5 separate regions of the Mus musculus genome follow, and all the other regions are linked to region 4. A link is a loop called in an ENCODE intact Hi-C map of the cell type or tissue named here. Cell type or tissue: heart. All regions are shown on one strand. Region 1 overlaps Nfatc2 (nuclear factor of activated T cells, cytoplasmic, calcineurin dependent 2). Region 2 overlaps Nfatc2 (nuclear factor of activated T cells, cytoplasmic, calcineurin dependent 2). Region 3 has its middle 19 kb from the start of Mocs3. Region 4 has its middle 12 kb from the start of Mir7004. Region 5 has its middle 33 kb from the start of Gm33413.

Region 1 (4,000 bases), 110 kb after region 4:
GCCCAGGAGTGGGGGAAAAAAAGCCACCTGCCTATAAGAAGCAAACAGGCAGCCTGAGCGCACTCATTTATCACTGTTCTTGATTATGGATGTTAGACGACCGACTACCTCAAGCTTCTGACACTTCACGGAATGATGGACTCTGACCCACAATGGGAAGCTGAATAAAGCCTTTCTTTCCTTTTGTTACCATTGCATTCCTCCATGGAAGAACAAAGAGAGTTCACCCAGAAAGCCAGTGGTCAAGAGCAATAACTACTCTGCTCTGTTCGCAGCATTTGCTTTGGTTAGACAGTCCAATAGGCCTCCAGATGAGCTATTTTCCCCCCAAGTTCTAGAGCTGAGACTCTAAGCGCAGAGAAGTTAGACAACTTACTGAAGGTCACACAGCTGGTACATGGTAGGGATAAGACTCGAGTCCAGGCAGTCTGGCTTCAGGCTCTATGAAAGCCCAGACCAGGGTTGGCTTGCTCTAAGGTCCTTCCCCTTCCTCAAAGCATAGACTTGAACCTCGTTGTAGTAGTGGAGAACCCTGTGTTCTGCTGAATTGTTGGTTATGGTGTCTGTTTTACCGGAGGGAGTGTCTTTCACTTCAGCTCCAGGATCTCAGGGACCAGGGAGGCTTCTAAGGCTCCCCAAGTATCCCCTGCCCCCCAAGAAGTGGGGTTCTCTGAGATGGGCATGTGGCTGCTCTCAGCCCTGATGGGGAACGTTGCTGTTTGCAAAGCACAGAGTCTGCTCTTTTGACCCTGAGGGTTTACCTCCTGCAGGGGGATCCTTGTAGCTGAAGTTGGTTTTTCCAAAACCCGTCCTGTGTCTATCTCCATGGACACTTGGCCAGGAGGCGCTGCATGGAGGGTGGGGTGGCCAAAGTTTTCCAAGACAGGGGAATCCCAGCTGCTGTTCCCATTAGGAAAGGTGACAGCTTCAGGCTAATCTTAGCCCCAGAGTTTGGTCATCGGCACCGGGAGGGAGCCTCAGCAGGCTTTTTATAGCTGTCCACTGAAACGGGCTTGGCACTGTCCTCCCCATCAGGAGGACCAGCTGAGAAGGTGGAAAAACAGCAAGGCGGGGGGCTGCAGGGTGCCTGAGTTAGGAGAACCCCGTGTTTTGGAAAGTGCGGTTCTATTTATAGCAGCATTTATAATAAGGATTATTGTGAGTTTCGGTCCCATTTTTAATTCTTTGTAGGACCTGCAGGGACCTGTGAGACTCGGCCTTTGCCCATCTCTCTGATCTCAGCTGACCGTCTCTCCCCCTGGCTTTCCCGGCTGCAGAGAAACCCTCCTGGCTCTGTCTTCAGATGCTCCGTGCTCCTTCCTGCCCCAGGATCTTCGCTTGTGCTGCTGGCTCTGTAACATTCTGCCCTTGTTCCCTCGCATACTGTGTCTCCTCTTACTGGGAAGCCATTCTCCCTGAGTGGTGTTCGTGTTCAAAGGCTCATGGCTCAACTGTCCAGCCCAATGTCACTTTTTGCCTGTCCCTTTTCCACGCTTTATTCTCCAGGTGACACTCAGTGTTTCACCTGTCTGTCTGCTCTCTCTTGGGTCCTCTGGTTCCCATACTAGACTGTCGGTTCCTTGGGAGCAGGGATACACTGTTTGCTGCTGCACTCACAATTATAGAATTATCTCTGTGCGTACTAAGTGTGCATGTGTCATGCTGAAGGAAAGCGGTGTTCCCCCCTTTATTGCCTCTCCCACCATGAGAAGCGGCTGTATTATCCCCATTTTACAGATAAGTTGAGGTTCAAAGCTATCAAGCCAGAGACCCTGGGTTAGCCCCTCCAACTGGGGAAAGATCTGGAACCCCAGCATGTCATTTTCCTGATCTCTGGAGTGATTTCTCTTGTCATGTCAAAGAGAAGTCAAGAGGATAGTTCTGTTCCTGTGTGTTCTACAAAATAAAAGATGCATAGCCTTCAAGGGAAGGTCAGGCTGGGAGGCCAGGCTGTTCCTGCCCTCGCTGGGAACCCTGGCCCCTGGCCCCTGGCCCTGAGCAGAGTCGGGGGTCCCAGCAAAACATTGCAAAACAGGAAAAAATCTAAGGACACAAAAACACAAGCCGTGTGGTTGAGGAGACAGGGTTGCCATGGCTCCAGGCGACTCTCGAGGCTGGCGTGATCCAGTGTTTTGGAAGGTTCCTCCATGTGACACAGGGTTTTGGAATTCTTCAGCTGGTAAGTCCTTCTTAATTCAGGCCCCTAGCCCTGGCCAAGCCACTCCCGGGCTCTCGGTGTCCCGCGGGGGCGTAGACTGGACACAGGCCCACATCAAATTACTCAGCTCTACAACTAAAAGTTTTTGAAGCGGGTTTCTTGTTTTGTTGGATGGTTTTCTTGGCTCGGTCTGATGGCAGAGGCTCCCATCACCTGTCGGGAAGGCAAATTGATTTTTTTTTTTCAAGAGGAGGCGTGGGTGGTGGAATTCCCTTTTAACCGATGAGTCACCGAGGGCAGCCGTGACTCACTTTATTATTCCCAGGTTCCCAAAGGCTATATCGCTTTTGGGCTTTGTTTAATAAATAGAATCATGTATGCGCTTAAAATACATTTTGAAACATTTTTGCTCAGCAAGTATTCTTCCATGAGTGCCCGTGATGAGGGAACCTGAGGTACCTTTCTAACGCCCCCTCCTGCACCTGCTTCTCTGTCATCTGGGGTGTGGCTTCCTGGGGTCTGGAGGTGGGGGGTGGACTTCTCTGAACAGTATTGACCCCAGGCTGAATGGCATGACTAAGATTCAGGGGACCTTTGCCCTCTGTGACTCACTGGAGGCCGGTGCCATACCCTCTCTCAACTGCCTCCAAAGACAGAGGCCAGACAGCCATTCTGAAACCCCGCTGGAGACAGAAAACACACTATTTTCAGATAGCTGCATGTGTACCCCAGCCTCTTCGCACAGGTCAGTCTCCTGAGGTTCTCAAGCCATCGCTTCTCCCACCTCCACCGTACTCCCAGGCCACTTTCTCGGAGGTAGTACGTCCTCGCAGCTCATCCTCAGTCCCTGTGGAATTCTGGGAAATTCCTGGCCACGCAGGAAGAAGTTTCCTGGTTAACCTGAGTTGGAGTGTTTGCATCCGTAGGAATAGGCAGAGCCAGGCATGGTGGTGCCTGCCGCTCACCCCAGCGCTTGGGAAGAGGGAACTGGGATGTGGCTGAGCTGGTAGAGGCCTAGCACACATGAAGCCCTGGGTTCTATCCCCAGCATTGGCTAATCGCTAACCTGGGCAGCGTACTGGATGCCAAACTGTAATGCCTGCCCTTACTTAGAAGATGGAGGTAGTAAGATCAGAAGATCAAGGTCACCCTTAGCTACAAAGCAAGCTCTAGGCCCCCTTGCGCTCCATAATAATGCCCTGTCCAAAACCATCAAAAATGGAAAACACATAATAAAAAAAGGGGAAAAAAAGACCTGGTGCCAACAGCCCTAGTGAGCCAGCTGCCCTGCAGCCCTGTAGGGCAGTAGCTTTGGAAGGCCCATCAAAATCCCCAATCGGTCCTCTGATGTATACCTGGGGACTCAGTTTCCCCAACTCTAAAATGAGGGCAATGGTGTCTTAACATACACAGATCAGGACTTGCATGTATAGGCACACAGTGGGTGCTCTGGAGTTCTGACCTCTCCACATGGAGTCTACAAGGCAGGGCCCGTTGCTTGCTTGGCTACTAGAAGTGACCCTCCTGGCACAGCGGACCTCTTTCTCATGGAGATCCTTCAGACTTCTGGTGTTCTGGCCCAGCAGAGCTGGAGTGATGGCAGCTCCCTTCCCTCTCTACGGATGGGGGTGCTGAGTCACACAGCAGTCCACAGACTTCCTTGAGGTGACAGAACTTAGCAGTGAAGGGCAGGGCCCCAAACCCCAGTTTCCTGGTTCCCAGGGCTCCTGGTGCCTGCAGCCTGCAGTTGTCTATAGACAATGTGACGCTCGATGTGATGCTCGGTTCTGAGGACAGAGGCTGCAGAAGGGGTCAGGGGGAGGCAGAGCTCACAGAGCCTCT
Region 2 (4,000 bases), 100 kb after region 4:
AAACTATGGGACCCTGAGACAATTTATGAGGTGCCAGAAACCGGGCAGGAGCAGCATCGAGAGGCTTGGGGCCACCTGGAAGCTTAAGTCGGAGCCTGGGTCTGGTGTGTCGCCAAGCTGGAGCCCACTCCAAAGGATGGATTTGAACCCAGGCAGGGTTTGCTTGGAGAACTGTAGATAGGAAGGTTTGGACGGCCTGGAATCTTTGAGTAGCTGATGGGAGCTTTGGGGACTTATGGGAGCTGTGGGAGAAAGCCCAGGAAAGCCAGGGACTTCCTGAGAGCCCTCTGAGGGCCTACATGCTGCCCCAATTAGCAGTAGCAGCTGGTAGAAGTTGCATCAGGCAGAACTGTGGGTCCCGGGAGGGGGGGATGCGGGCGGGGGGGGTTGCTCTAGCTGCCACTCACCTCTGTTCAGTTCCTCTCTCCGAGGCTAATTGGATCGCTTTGCTTCGCTAAGGGGTTCTCCAAGGACTGGGGTGCTGTCTAGGAGGATTTTTCCCTGCCTCAGGTGGCCTCTGCCATGTGGAACTGAGCCCTGAACCGTGTGTGATAAGCCACACGGGAGGAAGGGTAGAGTGTCCACCTCTGGCCTCTGCCTACAGCACGCAGATACAGGGGCCCCAGGGAGTGGCCGGGTTTCTCTGGACTATTACTAAGCAGTGCCTCAGCCTGATGCCACTGCAGATTCTGAGACGCAGCAAACCTGCCTTCTGGCTCGGGAGCCACTGACAAACCTCAGAGGCCGTTGGTAGACCAGGCAGGCCACATTGGTGTAATAGGAAGCGGCACCCTGAGCCTGTGTTGAGCTCAGCCCTGAACATTCCTGCATGCTGAGCATGCATTGGGCATTGTTTCCCACCCCCTACAGGGACTCACTGTGCCAAATAGTGGACGGTAGTGCACACTACAGCTCACTGAGAGGTTATCATTTACTGCCACAGGCTACACGTTTTCGAGCACACTAAATTTGCCTTTTTGTGCCTGATTCCTTTTATATAGAATGAGATTGTCAAGGTGTCAGCACTTTGCTCCTTTTTCCTGGCTCAATAATATTCCGAATGGACATACCACCCTTTGTACACTCATGTATCCGCCCTGGACATTTTGATTGAGATGAGGTAGTTTGCCAGCTGTGTTCTAACCATGTCTACTGTGAACATATGGTCTGTATAAAGCTTACCTGGGTAGCAGGCACTGTTACCATGGCACAGAGGAGACTCTCAGATGCAGGACTCCTGTCCACCACAGCAATGATGCCAAATATTATGCTGACTGTGGCCATCCGGGACCATTAGGATTGTTTACTAAATAATGGCAGCTGGGGTCCTACCGTCAGATCCTTTAAGTCAAAATCTCTACAACTGTTACTCTTAGCTAGGAGTGACCTTGTGTTCCTCCTTCTCCAGGAGACTGCAGCCCTGTCTGTGTGCATTTTGAGACGTCGCAGCTGGTAGGCAGAGTACTGCTGGCATCCAGTGGGAAGACAGGAGAGATTTGGGGTGCCCTGGAATACTAAAGTAGCACGTGACATGACCCCAAAGTAAAGAACGGTTCAGCCCTGAGGCAGGAGACATGGATGGAGGCTGAGAGTCTACATCTTAGAAGTCCAATGGGGTGTCGGGCTGGGGCTGGGGAGGAGCCAGACACTGGTGAGATCCCATTCAGAAGGCTTGGCCACACCTCGTGTGTGACACAGAGGCTTCTAGGAAGCTGGCTTGCTCTCCTTACACTTTTATTAAAGACTCCATCCCCTTTGGGGAAGAAAGGTAACAGGCAGTTGTACCCAGGTTGCTGGGAGAGGAGGCTGCCCCAGATCCATGCATTCGGTGCATTTGCGCAGTGCTTTGTGATTCACAGCAGGCTCCCACCCCTCAGAGAGCTAGCCGGGCCTGGCCCCGCCCTGCCGCCCCACCCCCACCCCCGGCTGGCTACAAGCCCTTGGCTGGTCTCCCCAGTAGCCATGACTCAGGTTTTCCACCTGTAAAATGGGAGGGGTGGCATCTCCAGCGCCAGCAGCCCCTAGCCCTCCACCCCGGCTTCATCAAAGGCGATTCTGAAAAGCCGGGTCTGTAGCTGCTGTTTTCACTGCTAGTAAAATTGCCTTAGCAGTGGTTCAATTAGAAAGCCAAGGGGCTCCCACGCTGAAAAGACAGGCTTAATGATGTGCTCATGTGGGAGGAATTAGCAGTTTTATCCCTGGCCCCTCTGCGCATCCTGGAGCCCACAGGTGGTGGGATGTGCTGTTGGCTCTGAGCAGACAACATCAGGACCGTGGGGCTGGGCAACCCACTGTGGAAGCCTAAGGAGTCCCTAAGTGCACCTGCTGACCAGCCCTGGGGACAGAGGAAGAGGGTGATGTCTGTCCGACATGGAAGGAAAGGGTTAAGTTTGGGCCTCACGCGGCCGCTGCGCTGCTCAGGCTCCCGGCTGGCTCCCAGCTCCCGGATGGGGAGGTCCAGGGGCCCTGGCATGGAAAGACCTGGCCCTCTGCCCAGCCCTCAGCTCTTAGAAGAGCCAGGAGCTCAAGCTGACTCACCAGGAAGGCGGGGCTGAGGAGGGAGGGAGGAGCCTAAGGGGAGTGGGAGGGGCCTGGCTGCCGCTAGCCTTCCTCTGTGGCTGTTGACCCACCTGCTTCTATTCGTTGTCTTCTGCCGCCTGACTTCCACATAGGGCTGAGGGGGTGACTCTGGGTGCTGGGGCCTGCTTCCGAGGGTTCCCATTTCAACAAGTCGGGGACCTGTAGATCGGCTGTTCTTGAAAGTATTGAGTCCCGCCCAGCTTTCATTCATTGTGGATAAAGACAGCAGAGATAAGAAAGCCCAGTCTTGCCACACTCGGCCACTTCTAGGACCTCTCTCCTGGGGTTGAGGATAGCTCGTCTGCCTAGCTTGTCTCAAAGTGAGCCTTTCTCCAGAGAAGGGCTAAGCAGGAGGGAAGATGGGAGAAAGTGGGGTGGGGGCACCCAGGGAACCTCCCAAAGGAGGCCAGGTTAAATAGGACCTTGGGTGGTGAGGGAGGGGCCACTCACATAGGGTGGAGGGCAGAGCCTAGGGTTACTCAGAAGCTCAAAGGTAGTAGTTTGCCTAAGAGGTAGCAAGGCCTAGTGCTTGGGGGTACAGTGCTTACCCAGCCTGCCTGAGGACCTAGGTTCCACCCTCAGGCAGATATACAATGGGTACACACACACACTATCTATCTATCTATCTATCTATCTATCTATCTATCTATCTATCTGAGAGGAGAAGACAGGGAGAGAGAGAATATTTAGACGTTCTAGAAATTAGCAGGAACATAGTGAGAATGAAGTCGTGGGGAGTATACAGCTTATGGTCAGAATCACCCACAGACTTGTGCTAGGTGTGCCCTTAGCTCACGTGGGGCTGTGAGAGTCTGGGTTGAAGAGTGTAAGAAGAAGCAATGTGACAGTGGAGACCTTCATGAGGGGGTCAACTCGTCCCTGCACAAAGGAGAATGAAGACCCAGTCCGTCCTGTTTCTGCTCCTCCTGGATTCTTTTTTTTTTCCTGACAAATGATTTATTAATGAAGTTTATTAACTCTTAATTTCCTGCAGAGAAACTTCCATATGTACAAATCAGCATCAAGTCTCCAGCAAGACCTTTGCTTACAGGACTACGCCCTCAGCTCCACAGAACAAGCACTGGTCCTGGTCACCAAGGAAAAACAAGTCTTGAAAAAAACAAAAACCCCAACGCTCTTGAACCTGGCTTCTTTATACCACCCGAGGAAAATCCTTTTATTCTACATTCTCTTTCCTCTTGGCCAGCTTCTAAAATGGCACTGGGGAAAAAGATGAAAAAAACCGTTGCTTATAGGGACGATGTTTCCAAAGAGAAACTGGAAATTAGTCTCTTCTTAAATAGAAAATAGTTTTAGCCTAAAAGATACTAGCATTAAGTAACATAAGAAAAACTTCAACTTCCAAAATTCAAAATGTAGACAATGCAAGCCTAACAAGGGTTGAGAGTGAGAAGCACAC
Region 3 (4,000 bases), 380 kb after region 4:
GAGGTGGGTCGCATCCAAATGCCTGCGGGTCCCTTTATGGTCAAGTCGGTACACAGGGCCAGTCTTCTCACTATGTAAGTCAGCATCCCACACTCAGACCAAACACCTCAGAGGACAAGCTTGGAGGAGGGACGGTCTCTCTCTGCTCATGATTTCAGAAGTTTTCATCCATACTATGTGGCCCGTAGCTTTAAGCCTGTTGCAAAGCCATGGCTAGAATTGGGGGGTGAGGGAGATGGGGAGCAGGACTGCTCACTTCAAGGTAAGAGGACAGGGGAGAGTGGGGAGAAAGCAAAGGAGAGAGAGTAGAGACAGTCAGGGAGAGATTTCTGCCTGTGGTAGCACATGCCTAGATTGCCAGCACCCATGATCTGAGGCAGGAGAATTACTGAGAGTTCGAGCCCAGCCTGGGCTACCTAATGAGCTCCTGGCCAGTCTGAGATCTGTCCAAAACAAAAACAAAATTGAGTGTCTGCCAGCAACAGCTACAGGTACAACTGAGTCTCCCCAGCTGTCCCTGGGCTCAGTCAGTATTGCTGTCACTGCCTGCTGTCTTGGCTGCTGCAGCTTCTAGGGGACCTGATCCTCCCTAGAGTAGAAAATTAACCCCCTCTCCTACCACTGCCTCTTCCCAAAGTAGGGAAGTGCATGGCACCCAGAGAGAGCCCCTGCTGCTTTGCCCCATCTATAAGACTTCCTCTCTCCTTCACCTCCCTATGCCTGCCCTGGTTTTATATAAACCCAGGAAGAGGGAGGGGTTTGCATGTGAACATACCATGGGCTTCTGTGCTGCAAATTTTATGTCAACTTGCCACAGGCTAGAGTCATCTGAGGGTAGGATACCTCAATTAAGAGCGGTTAAGAGCACTGACTGCTCTTCCAGAGGTCCTGAGTTCAATTCCCAGCAACCCCATGGTGGCTGACAAACATCTGTAATGGGGTCTGATGCCCTTTTCTGGTGTGTCTGAAGAGAGCAATGGTGTATTCATATACATGAAATAAATAAATCCTATTTTTTAAAAATGCCTCCATATGATAGGACTGTAGGTAATCCTGTAGTGCATTTTCTTAATTAGTGATTGATGGGGGTGGGCCCCACCCATTGTGGGTGGTGCCTTCTCCATTGGTGGTCCTAGGTTCTATAAGAAAGCAGTCTGAGCAAGCCATGATGAACAGGCCAGTAAGCAGCACCCCTCCGCGGCCTTTCCATCAGACTCCTGCCTCCAGGTTCCTGCCCTGTTTGAATTCTTGCCCTGACTTCCTTCAATGATGGACTGCTATGTGTAAACCAAATGAACCCTTTCCGCTCCAATTTGTTTCTTGGTCATGGTGTTTCATTCGTAGCAGCAATGAAAACACAAATTAAGACGTCTTCCTTGATCCGTAACTGATCTGCATGTTCCCCCTCCTCCCTCTCCAGTGCTCCGTATCCTAATGGACCTGGACAGCCAATGGGTCTGAAGCGCACCTGTGGAGCCAGTGCATTAAGGGCTTTCCTTGTCCTCTACTGCCACCTGCTGGTAGTTTTCAGAGTTACAACATGGGACAGGTCAGGCTGCTTGTAAATAGCCAGATTCCATACACCGCTTTAAAAGTAGTAGGAGCTGTTTTATTGCTTGTTTCTGTTTTTAAGAGAGCATCTCGTGTAGTCCAGTTGGGCCCAAAACTCACTACATAAGGGAGGCAGAGGCAGGCGGACTTCTGAGTTCGAGGCCAGCCTGGTCTACAAAGTGAGTTCCAGGACAGCCAGGGCTATACAGAGAAACCCTGTCTCGAAAAACCAAAAAAAAAAAAAAAAAAAAAACACCTTGGACTTCCGATCTTCCTGCCTCTACCTCCCTTGTGTGCACCGCACCCAACTCTTGGCAGCTCTTTGTTTTTGTGCCCTGCTGGAGGCTGGGGAAAGTCTGGCCACCACTCACAAGCATACCACTTCCTCAGTTGGCTTTCTTTCTAACAGGCTGGGCCCACTTCCATTTAGAAGTCCGCCCCAAACTAGGGCCTGTGCGAGCTTTACCCAGCTCTGAGAGACCTGAGACATCTCTTCCATGATCACCTCTGGAAGCTGATTTTCACCTCCTTACAAAAGACACTACCAACCTGCCCGCCCTGCCCCTCCTAACCCCATTGTCTTTCCCCTTACTTGCTCTTTCCTACCTGTTACCACAGCAGAACGTGAGCCCCCACCCTCTCTGCACCTACTGACCGTCACTCTCCCACTTGAGGGTAGGGTTTATCAAGTGTCCCTTTCTAGCCAAGTATGACTGTACAGGCCTACAATCCTAGCATGGGACAAGTAGAAGATGAGGATTTTAAGTCTGTTTTCAGCTACAAATCAAATTCAAGGCCAACCTGGGCTACACACAGAAGACCCAGTCTCAAAAAACAAACAAACAAACAAAACAAAACAAAAACAAAAACAGGGGCCTGGAGACATGGTGCAGGAGTTATGATCGCCAGTTGCTCTTTCAAAGGACCTGGGTTCGGTTCCCAGTACCCACGTGGTGGCTCACAACCATCTGTAACTCTAGTTCCAGAAGACCCAGTACTTTCTTCTGGTCTCTGCTGGCACTGGGTACAAACATGGTACACAGATATACATGCAAGCAAAACACTCATGCCCATAAAGTAAAATAAATAAGAAATAAATAAAACATATCTTTGAGCTTGAATATAGGTTGTACAGTTCAATGGTAGAGCACATGCCTAACACATAGTAGGGCCTAGGTTAAATTTCTCCCTCCAAGTGCTGGGATTAAGGGTGGAAAGTGTGTTGTTTTATTTTTTTTTTTTTAAAGAGACATAAACAGTATTTGAGGGGACCTAATGACAAAAATTTCCTAGTGACCCAGCACCCCCTGCTGGTGGGTGAAGCACAGCCAAGACTCCACTTTCCATGCCGCCAACCTAACCACAACCACTGCCTGTCAATCACAAGGCCTAGGACCCCTCCTTCCTCTAAAAACAAGGACAAGCCACTTTCGCTGGGCATGGTGGTGCACTTCTTTAATCACAGCACCCTAGAGGCAGAGGCAGATGGAGCTCTGGGTTTCTGGCCAGCATAGACTAACTGGCAAGTTCTAGGCCAGCTAGGGCTTATATAATGAGACCCTGCCTCAAAAAAAAAAAAAAAAAAAAAAAAAAAAAGTCTCAATGAAACCCATTGTTTGGCATACTAGCCAAAAAGCAATCTTTAATTTAAAGGACCAGCTGGAACCAGCTGAAAGTCAGAGCATCAGGCCAAGATGAGCAGGGTGGGCCACTGGGCACAAGTCGATGCTTGAGAAGTGATGGGGTATACCCTGGGCATGTTGGCATGAGATGAAGACACAGTAAGCAGATCCCTGCCAGCTCTCCACCTGATACCCTGATTCTGGACACTCCTACACTTCCGGTCACAGCTGCTGCCTGCCTGGTTCCCTCAGAAACCACCTCAATAAATGAGAAAGGAGATACAAAGTCCCTTAGACGGCCCAATGCCACCCTGAACCTGCCAATCTTCTTGGGCAGGAATTGTCCCCTTGGCAGCCACCTCAGACATGTGTCTCTCACATTTCCCAGTCCCGTGCCATGCCTGGGGGTGGCTTAGTGGTTCTGACGCCTAAAGAAAGCATTTGCCACCATCCCCTCTGCTCCTGGCGACAGCAGGCTTCATTTCTGCAGTCTTAAGATGACAAGAGAGGCTGGTGCCAAGGGATGTAAAAGCTGCTGTCACCCGCTGCTGTCACCCTCGGGTGCCAGCTTTCCTTGACAGTGAATGAAGTGACTGGCAGTGGCAGGTGGAGACCCTCAGACCTAGTGACCCAAGCAAGAGCCTGGGGAGACCCCGTGCATAAAAGTGGCAATCACCAGGAGAATTGGGGAGTATGGAAACCCCAAGGACAACAATTGTGCTCCCAGAGACTGGGGATAAAAAAAATGGGAGTAAATTGAAACCCAATTTGGGGGCTTGAAGCAGCTGGAACTCTGCTCCCATGATGTCTTTTGTCTGTGTGTCTCA
Region 4 (4,000 bases):
CAGGTTCCTCAGTGCAGGCGGGGCTGTGTCAGTGACTGCTGTGTTTGTGGGTGAGGTGGGCATGTGGTACTTAGACTAGCGGCAGTGAGATTGGGGTCCACAGGCTCACTCACCCGGGAACCTCATTCCTTCCTTGGTGGGCTGCCGTGTGTGTGGGTGAGCTAGGTGCTCACCGGGACATGACTTTCTGATCAGAGTAGAGACACGTGGGCACAGCACGTTTTCATTTATTTAGCAGGAATGTCCAGATGCTTCGAATTCTTGGTTCTGTGGTGACACCTGTGATTGGCTTAGTTTCTGGGCGATCCCTCTCTTTGTTTACCAGCGTGGTCTGTTACTGCTGGCCAATAAAGCTGTGTTCTCTCTGCCTTTGGGGGTCCCTTTAATGTATGATGGGTGGTGAAACACAAGGGAGGTCCGACCATGCTTCTGTTGTGTGCCTCTCTCAGGGCAAAACAAGCATGAATAACTTCCCAGTTAAAGGTTGTTTGGGGTGCTAGGGACACAGCTGCTGTGAAAGTTTGAGGACCTGAGTTCAGATCCCAGGAGCCCACGTAAAAGCCAGATAGTTGTACACATCCATAGATCCATAGCCGAGCTGGGGATGGGGTGGGGGCGGGGAGGGAGGGAGGGGGAGACACACACACACACACACACACACACACACAGAGAGAGAGAGAGAGAGAGAGAGAGAGAGAGAGAGAGAGAGAGAGATCACTGGGACTCACTGGCCATCCAGTCTGAATCAGCTCCAGGTTCAGTGAGAGACCTTGTCTCAAAAATAAAGTGAAAACAGGGAGGGAGGCCGTCGACATGAGCTCCTGGCCTGCACCCACAGGTGTGCACACAGGTGCACACACAGGTGCACACATACACACGCACCTGCACATGCTCAAATGCTTCCTTGCTTTATTTATTTATTTGCTTATTTAGGACAGGGTTTCTCTTTATAGCCCTGGCTGGCCTTGAACTCACAGAAACCCATCCTCTTCTGCCTCCCTGGTGCTAGGATCAAAGGCATGTGCCACCATGCTCCGTGCACATCCATTCTTACCCTACACCATGATTCACTGTGTGACATGTCAGATTTCAAACCTGATGGATAAAAATGAAAAAAAAGCCCGAAGCGTCACGTTTGAACAGGCGACACGAAAGGTTTTCTGTTTCTCTTTGTTTTCAGTCAGAGGATGGAAGCATCAGGAACACACTTCTGTCTTTGTACACGGGAGGTTTAAAAACAAAGAATTTGGTATCTCCTTAGCGTATCGAGCCTTAAGTCAGAGGAGACTGTGTCCCTGGGAGATGTGTGACATTGTCAGAAGCTATCTTCCAGTGACTCAGTAGTTTCTGGCTCCCAGTGGGCAGAGGTCTGGGTGCACAGGGAACCCCATACTAAGATGTGACCACCAATGACAAAGAACTTGCACAGCCTAATGAGCCCATGCCCGTTTGCCACCTGTATAACCCTGTAAAATGGCCTGTGTGTGGAAGCACGTTCTAATATCCAGCTGGCCAGTCTAGTCAGCAGTGTGGTCCCAGGAAGGACTTTCTTCATCGTGTGTCAGATAAAAAATGGTGACTTAGCTGTTGGCACCAGCAGCAATGCCCTGGGCAAAGTGGTCCCATGCACCTCAGGTGGGAAGTTCAGGGCCCCCTTGCCAGGAGATATATTGTCCTGGCCGCCCCTGCACATCTCAGCCACCAGGGGGCACACGAGGACTGAAAGTCATGGGTGCCCTGCTTAGAGCTGCCCAAGTTTCCTTCAGGCCTCCAGAGTTTATTTCGTGGCCCAAGGCAGTGTTAAAGACAGACATTTCTTTTCGTGTTGATATATAGACTATTTTGCTGTGCTTAATAATGTTTTAAAAAAATCCATGGCCGGGAAGCAGAGGGGAGGGTACGGGCGATGAATATTAATTTGGTATTAACTATTTGCATTTTTGAGCCACCGGCATCTGGCAGCCATGCCAACTCCCTGTTGGGGTGATTTGGTTTAGAGACACAATGTTCCGATACCCTGAGCACTTCAGCTGTTTTTGTTATGAAACTTTGCAGGGTGACAGGCGGCCTGGTGGTGTTTGTGAGGTGACCTGGGAGTGATGGATTGGTTCACCTCAAAATAGAACTGTCGGGCTCCAGGCTTTCCAGAAGTCGGAATACAGTAACAGGATTCATTCAGGCCTTGCTAATTTCCGACTTTAAATGGGTTACATAACCTAGCGGGCCCCGCCTTCGTGCCTCTCCAAACTACCCTAGAAGCCATGGGGAATCTATCATTAAAAGACAGAAATAACCCTGTTGGGCTCTGGGAAAAAGTTGAGTTGGTTATTTTTCCCCCCTTCCCTGATACCTCCTCTTACTTCCCCGCCTTTTTTTTTTTTTTCACCCAAACATTGCATAATTTTTTTTTTTCCAAATCTTTCCATGGGATTTGGTTTCATCCCCATGTGGCTGCGGTTGGAGGGGCAGCTTCAGCACTTTGGGGGGCTGGTGAATTTTTGGAGGATCACGAAGTACCAGATCGGGTTTCCTCCAAAGCCCAGCGCTGGGGTTTCTCCCCGCCCTGCCCCCCTCTTTTATGAGTGACCTGTTCCATACATCTTTACCGACTGTTGCCTGCTGGCCTGGATGCCAGGGCAGAGCTCCACCCTCTCTTACACGGTGAGGTTTGAGTCTGAAACAGACTCCCCTAGAAGCCAGGGTAACTGAGTCACCATGAAGTCACCCACGACCTGGGCTTGGGCACAAGCCAGGTCCCTTTCTTTGCGTGTGGCTATGGGCTCTGTCTGTCCATATGGAGAACTTGACGTTCTGAGTTCAGAGGAGAATGAAGAGAGAGAGATTAGATTGTCTCTGTTGGGCCATCAACCTGGGGGGTCTTTCCTTTGAGAAAGACTGGGAAGTCCAGCATAAAGAAAGTGGAGGAGGGGCGGAGGGTGGATAGATTATGCTGAAGTTTGGGTACTATTTTTTTCTACCCTGTGGAGACAGAGTACCTACTGTGTGTGAGGAAACACTAATCCTGTTCTTGGAGGAATGACACCATTTCTCTCTCTCTTCTCTCTCTCTCTCTCTCTCTCTCTCTCTCTGTGTGTGTGTGTGTGTGTGTGTGTGTGTGTGTGTGTGTGTGTGTGGCATGCAGTCCACCAACAGATACAATTCCAGTACCTGGTGGAGATGAGGTTGATAAAGAAGACAGATCTAGGGGAACTGTAATGGATGGGAGGTGATGAGGGGCAGAGAGAGGCTGGAAATCAGCTACCTGGACCTGGAAAGAAGGGAAGAGTGTTCCAGCAGTGATGTGTAAAGGCCCTGGGGTAGGAAGCACGAGGCATGTTGGAAAGGCTCACGGGAGGAGAGCTGAGATGTAGAACTTGGCCTCCAGGCCGAGGAGGTCTATAGCGTTAGACATAGCGTTCTGCACTTGAGCTGTGTCCTGTTCTTCTTCCCTCCTTGTCCCACCTCTACCCCTAACCAGGGGGCCTCACATGAGACCCTCTGCAGGCTGTCCTGCCCAGACCAGGTGTTGCATGTCAGCCCAGTTGACTATGAAATGGAGAGTTTGGATGAGACATGTGCTTGCTTTCTAGGCATACATGAAAGAGCCTTGCTCGGCCTAGATGGCTGGCGGCTGAGGTGGCTTCTTTCTCAAGTTCTGATGCAGAGCTGATCAGCCTCTTGGAACTAAACATGGCATATAGGAAGAACATGCAGAGGAAACCCCCACCGAGTGTGTCCCTGTCCCTAGTGTGCTCCTTTGGGTCAAGTTTCGAAGGCAAAGCCTTGTGCAGTCAGAACTGCGGCGCCCAGGCCGCATTCAGATTACCCACCCCCCTCCCCTGAAGAAAGAAGAGCCGGCTTCGGGAAGAATGCAGCAAGTGTCCTAAAGACGGGCAAGAATGTGTCCTCGTTTGTCCTTATATATGAAACAGATTTGTAGAGAGGCAAATCGGAGCCGCTAATGACACCCAGAGCCCTGCGGATTCCAACGGGGCTGGGC
Region 5 (4,000 bases), 160 kb after region 4:
GCAGCAGCAGCGTTACAGCAGGGGAGGCATGACTCTGGGTTGGTAGCAAGTGGGGGCTTCAGAAGGCTTCAGAGAGAAAGTAGGACAGACACCGGCGCAGCCTCTTTGGGGTCATAGACCAGAAGGAAGCACAGAACCAGGTTGACTCTCAAACAGCAAGAAGGCGGAACCACAAGAGTCATTAGTAATTGAAAGTGAAGGCCACAGCCAGGAGGAGGCAGAGGGGACTGGCTTGTAACCCTCATGACATTCTGTGGTACAAACATCAGGTTTGGACTAAACTTTTCCCTAGACCGCCTCTCTGAGCCCACCTGCCCCAACTTCCTGGTAGCACCCAGAAGTGAGGTTGTGTGTACACAGCCCAACCTAGAGGTACAGCCAAGGAGACTGCCCCAGCCCAGCTGCTTTAAGAATTCCTTTTTCCTGCAGATTCTATACTCAGAAAGTGCACAGTGCCATCATGGCCATCAAACGTACTGCAGGGACTATACTGTACTTAGCCAGATTTTGAGGAGGGACAGTAAACCACAACCTCTAGGACAAATTTGCCAAGGTCCCTCAAGCGCCCCACCAGGAGCAGTGTAGACCCACAAGATTCTATCTCAGGGCCTTTGTGCCTAGTGACACAAGGCCACATAGGCCAGGCTTCCCAGGACCATTTTTGAACAGGGCAGTTCAGACTCCTTTAGAAGATTCCAGATGTGGACACATCTGCATGACTTCACTGTGCCAGCCACAGGGCATTTCTAGTTAACATGCCTGAGATTCCCCAGTTCCTGGTCTCCACCCCTCCCTTCTCCACCAGCTTGCAGCAACACCATCCAAACAGTTGCTTAAGGGACAATATTGCGGTCACCCTGAGCTCTCACAGCCCCATTTCCTACAAATCAGCGAGTTCTGTGGCTCTGTCTCTAAGGTGTCTGTCGCCTCCTCCCACGGTACCCAGAGACCTCCCCTCATCTGCCTGGATGACATGGTAGTTCTCAAGTTTCCCGGTTATTTCCCACCCATCTTGCCCACAGCAGAGCCAGACCAAGTCTCAAGATACCTCGCATCCCCTTCTGCCTATAGGCAAAGCACCTCATGGGCCTTAGCATTTAGATCCGGACCCCAGGTAGCATCCTCAGCCATCCTCCCTCCTCCCCATCTCCACTCACACAGCTTGCCTCCCTTGTTCTCAGACCACATCTCCCAGTTCTGGTTCTCCTTTCTTAGTACCGGAAGTGCCCACTTCCGAACTCCGGAAGTGCTCCTGGCTCTTCCTCCCCAGTGGCAAGGTACCCCGTGAGGCGCCCTACATGCTGAGCCAGTGCTGGTATTAGATGTCAGCTTGCTTATTGACTGTTTCATCTTGTGGGTCCCAGGAGAGGAGGGTAGTGCTTGCCTGGGCTCGGGGCTACCTCTCCACGCCCAGCACACAGTAGGACATCAGTACATGGAGGATAGGGGGTTGAATAAACAGACATCATAAACAGCTTTGACATGCACAAGAGACAGACAGCCACAAAAAAAAATTAATCACTTCCTAATATCTAACCCATTTTTCAAAACCAAACAATGATCTCAAGAGAGGCCTTCCTGGTGCCCCATGGGGCTTGGTGTGTTCATTTCTGGTTACACAGCGGTTGTTTTCTGGCAAGCGCCAACTCCCTTCACTGCAGAAAGCAATAACGACATGACTCCCTCTGGTCCGCGAGCTGCCAGGCCAGCATCTGCTCCCGGCAGCCTGCAGTCACCTGCGGCCCTCCTGCCTGTAAAGCACTCTCTGCTGTAGCTCGATGGCTCCTATGGGGCAGGTAAAGGAAGGGCGGGCAGCCAGCGGCTGTTTACTAGACAAATGTGAAACTGGAACTTCCCCAGGGGGTGCGATTGATCAGGTGAGAAAGGCAGCGGATGTGGGGGCTCCACAGCGCCCACTGCAGGCCGCACGGCAACACCGCAGCCTGGCCCTCAAACCTCAGGGCTCCCAGAAACCCAGGCTCGCAGTTACCAGTTACCCTTCACATACTACCAGTGGTCCCCAGGGCCTCTGAGTACCAAAGGGTATTCTGCCCAACCCTGGCCCTTCCTGAGGCCCACCCTGCTGAAACTAAGTTGGGATCCTAAACACCATGGCTTCCCATCTCCCGGCTCGTGGTCTCACCCCAGCTTTTTGCTTTTTATGCTTCTCATGGGCTGTCAAGTCCTCCCTCCCCGTCTTTCAGGAGTCCCCGAGACCCTGCTGTCTACATTTTTCCTTCCTAAAATGCTTTTTGCCTTCTACAACCCATGGTAATAAGACCCCACATTCCCCTCTGAGACCCAGCAGCTCCCGAGCCCACGCCACCCCAATCCCCACCTGACTCTACAGGTTCTGGAAACATTTGTAGACAATGCAGTGCTTAAAGTGTCAAAAACTTACAGTCGCAGCTCTGGGGACCAGAAGTCCAAAGTGGGGTTTGTGGAGATGCTCAGCAGGTCCCTCCAGAGAGGACCCCCCCTCCTGCCTCTTAGGAAATAAGACAGCTGCCCTTGGGACAGGGCTCCCAGGAAACTCCATATTCTAAGCCAGCAATGTGCCTCACCAGCTGGTCTCCATGAACTTCCTTTGGCTGATAATCTATGATCACACAGGGCACACCTGGGCAGCCCAAGCACCCTCCCCAAATCACCTGTGATCAGTGTTCACACCATCTCTTGCTGTGGAAGATCCATGGGTTTCGGGAACTATGGGGACCTCTTTGGGGAGGTCTCTGTCAGCTCAGAAGTGACCCCGAGGCTCCTGGGGCTGGTGTGTGTGGGGGTGTGTGTGTGTGTGTGGGGGGGTTGTCTTCCATTCCTTTCCGGACTGCAGGTTGTGATCCCCACCTGAGAGAAAGGAGCTTCAGTTGGGGAAGTGCCTCCTTGAGATCCACCTGTGGGGCATTTTTTCAATTAGTTATCAAGGCAGGAGGACCCCTTGTGGGTGGTGCCATCCCTGGGCTGGTAGTCTTGGGTTCTATAAGAGAGCAAGCTGAGCAAGCCAGGGGAAGCAAGCCAGTAAGAAACACCCCTCCATGGCCTCTGCATCAGCTCCTGCTTCCTGCCCTGCTTGAGTTCCAGTCCTGACTTCCTTGGTGATGAACGGCAGTGTGGAAGTGTAAGCTGAATAAACCCTTTCCTCCCCAACTTGTTTCTTGGTCATGATGTTTGTGCAGGGATAGAAACCCTGACTAAGACATCTCCCCTTCACAACCTCACTCTTCCTCCACCCTCTCCTGATCACCACGTGCGTTTGCATCTTCTAAGGAACATGGCAGCAATCTGCCTGATGAGCTACCTCCTGCAGCCCTCCCAGTGAGTGGCTCCCTCTTCCCCACCCTCTCACCTTCTCAGAGGACAAGCAAGCAACTCCTGCTGTCTAAGGCAGTGTATTTGTAACCCGCTAACTTGTTGCCTTTGAGCAAAGTACCACCTGCTGCCACACCCACACACTCCAACGCCCCTCCTCTTACTCTGGCTAGTCTGTTCTTTTTGGGCTATCATCGGCTCATCACTCAGGCCAACCTCAAAATCACTGTGTAGCTAAGGGTGACTCTGAACTCCTGACCCTCTTGCTTTCAGTTCAGGGATTACAGACATGCAGGACCACAACTGTTTATGCAGTCTAGGGATCAAACTCGTGGGGGTAAGGGGACTTCATGCATTTGAGGGGAACACTGATCAGCTAAGCCCCCCCCCCGGAGCTTCCATTGTTGCACAATTAATATTTGATTGGGTTGGCTGTCTCACAAACACACACACAGATGCTGAAGAAAACAAGTTTGTGGCTCGATTGTCTTTGGAATGGGCTCAAAGCAGCTCCCTGGCTTCTCAGACTGCTTAAGATGTTGGTATCCATAGAGGAGAGGCAGGGAGAGGCGAGAAGGGTAGTGGGGGAAGGGAGAAAGAGCAAAATGTACCTAAGGGCATGTGTGGAAAATGTCACAATGAAACTCATTGCTTTATAGGATTACCATTAAAAAACAAACAAACAAGCAAA

Evidence for each region. A loop is a pair of places that touch in the nucleus more often than their neighbours do. Peaks named below come from ENCODE experiments on the same cell type or tissue, not always from the same donor. Only the 100,000 strongest peaks of a DNase experiment are listed, where the experiment ranks them.
Region 1: a loop joins it to region 4, with 2.7 times the contacts of the local background. A loop is called at or near these places in 3 of 42 quality-filtered maps.
Region 2: a loop joins it to region 4, with 2.1 times the contacts of the local background. A loop is called at or near these places in 3 of 42 quality-filtered maps.
Region 3: a loop joins it to region 4, with 5 times the contacts of the local background. A loop is called at or near these places in 34 of 42 quality-filtered maps.
Region 5: a loop joins it to region 4, with 6 times the contacts of the local background. A loop is called at or near these places in 39 of 42 quality-filtered maps.

The regions. Positions count from the first base shown.
Region 1 is chr2:168,516,744-168,520,743 of GRCm38, reverse strand. All of the region lies in intron 6 of Nfatc2 (nuclear factor of activated T cells, cytoplasmic, calcineurin dependent 2), which reads left to right. Among named protein-coding and RNA genes, the nearest start is that of Nfatc2, 72 kb to the left of the region's middle. In heart, no CTCF peak of the experiment used is centred here; DNase peaks (open chromatin) are centred at 1,023, 2,233 and 2,833.
Region 2 is chr2:168,523,575-168,527,574 of GRCm38, reverse strand. All of the region lies in intron 5 of Nfatc2 (nuclear factor of activated T cells, cytoplasmic, calcineurin dependent 2), which reads left to right. Among named protein-coding and RNA genes, the nearest start is that of Nfatc2, 65 kb to the left of the region's middle. In heart, no CTCF peak of the experiment used is centred here; DNase peaks (open chromatin) are centred at 594, 1,964 and 2,484; H3K4me3 peaks cover 1,646 bases; H3K27ac peaks cover 1,698 bases; H3K27me3 peaks cover 294 bases.
Region 3 is chr2:168,247,959-168,251,958 of GRCm38, reverse strand. No RefSeq gene overlaps it. Among named protein-coding and RNA genes, the nearest start is that of Mocs3, 19 kb to the right of the region's middle. In heart, CTCF peaks have their summits at 1,517 (motif pointing left) and 2,863 (motif pointing left); a DNase peak (open chromatin) is centred at 1,478; H3K27me3 peaks cover 1,986 bases.
Region 4 is chr2:168,626,705-168,630,704 of GRCm38, reverse strand. No RefSeq gene overlaps it. Among named protein-coding and RNA genes, the nearest start is that of Mir7004, 12 kb to the left of the region's middle. In heart, no CTCF peak of the experiment used is centred here; DNase peaks (open chromatin) are centred at 1,694 and 2,064; H3K27me3 peaks cover 2,814 bases.
Region 5 is chr2:168,470,923-168,474,922 of GRCm38, reverse strand. No RefSeq gene overlaps it. Among named protein-coding and RNA genes, the nearest start is that of Gm33413, 33 kb to the right of the region's middle. In heart, a CTCF peak has its summit at 1,916 (motif pointing left); a DNase peak (open chromatin) is centred at 1,792; H3K4me3 peaks cover 650 bases; H3K27ac peaks cover 270 bases; H3K27me3 peaks cover 3,571 bases.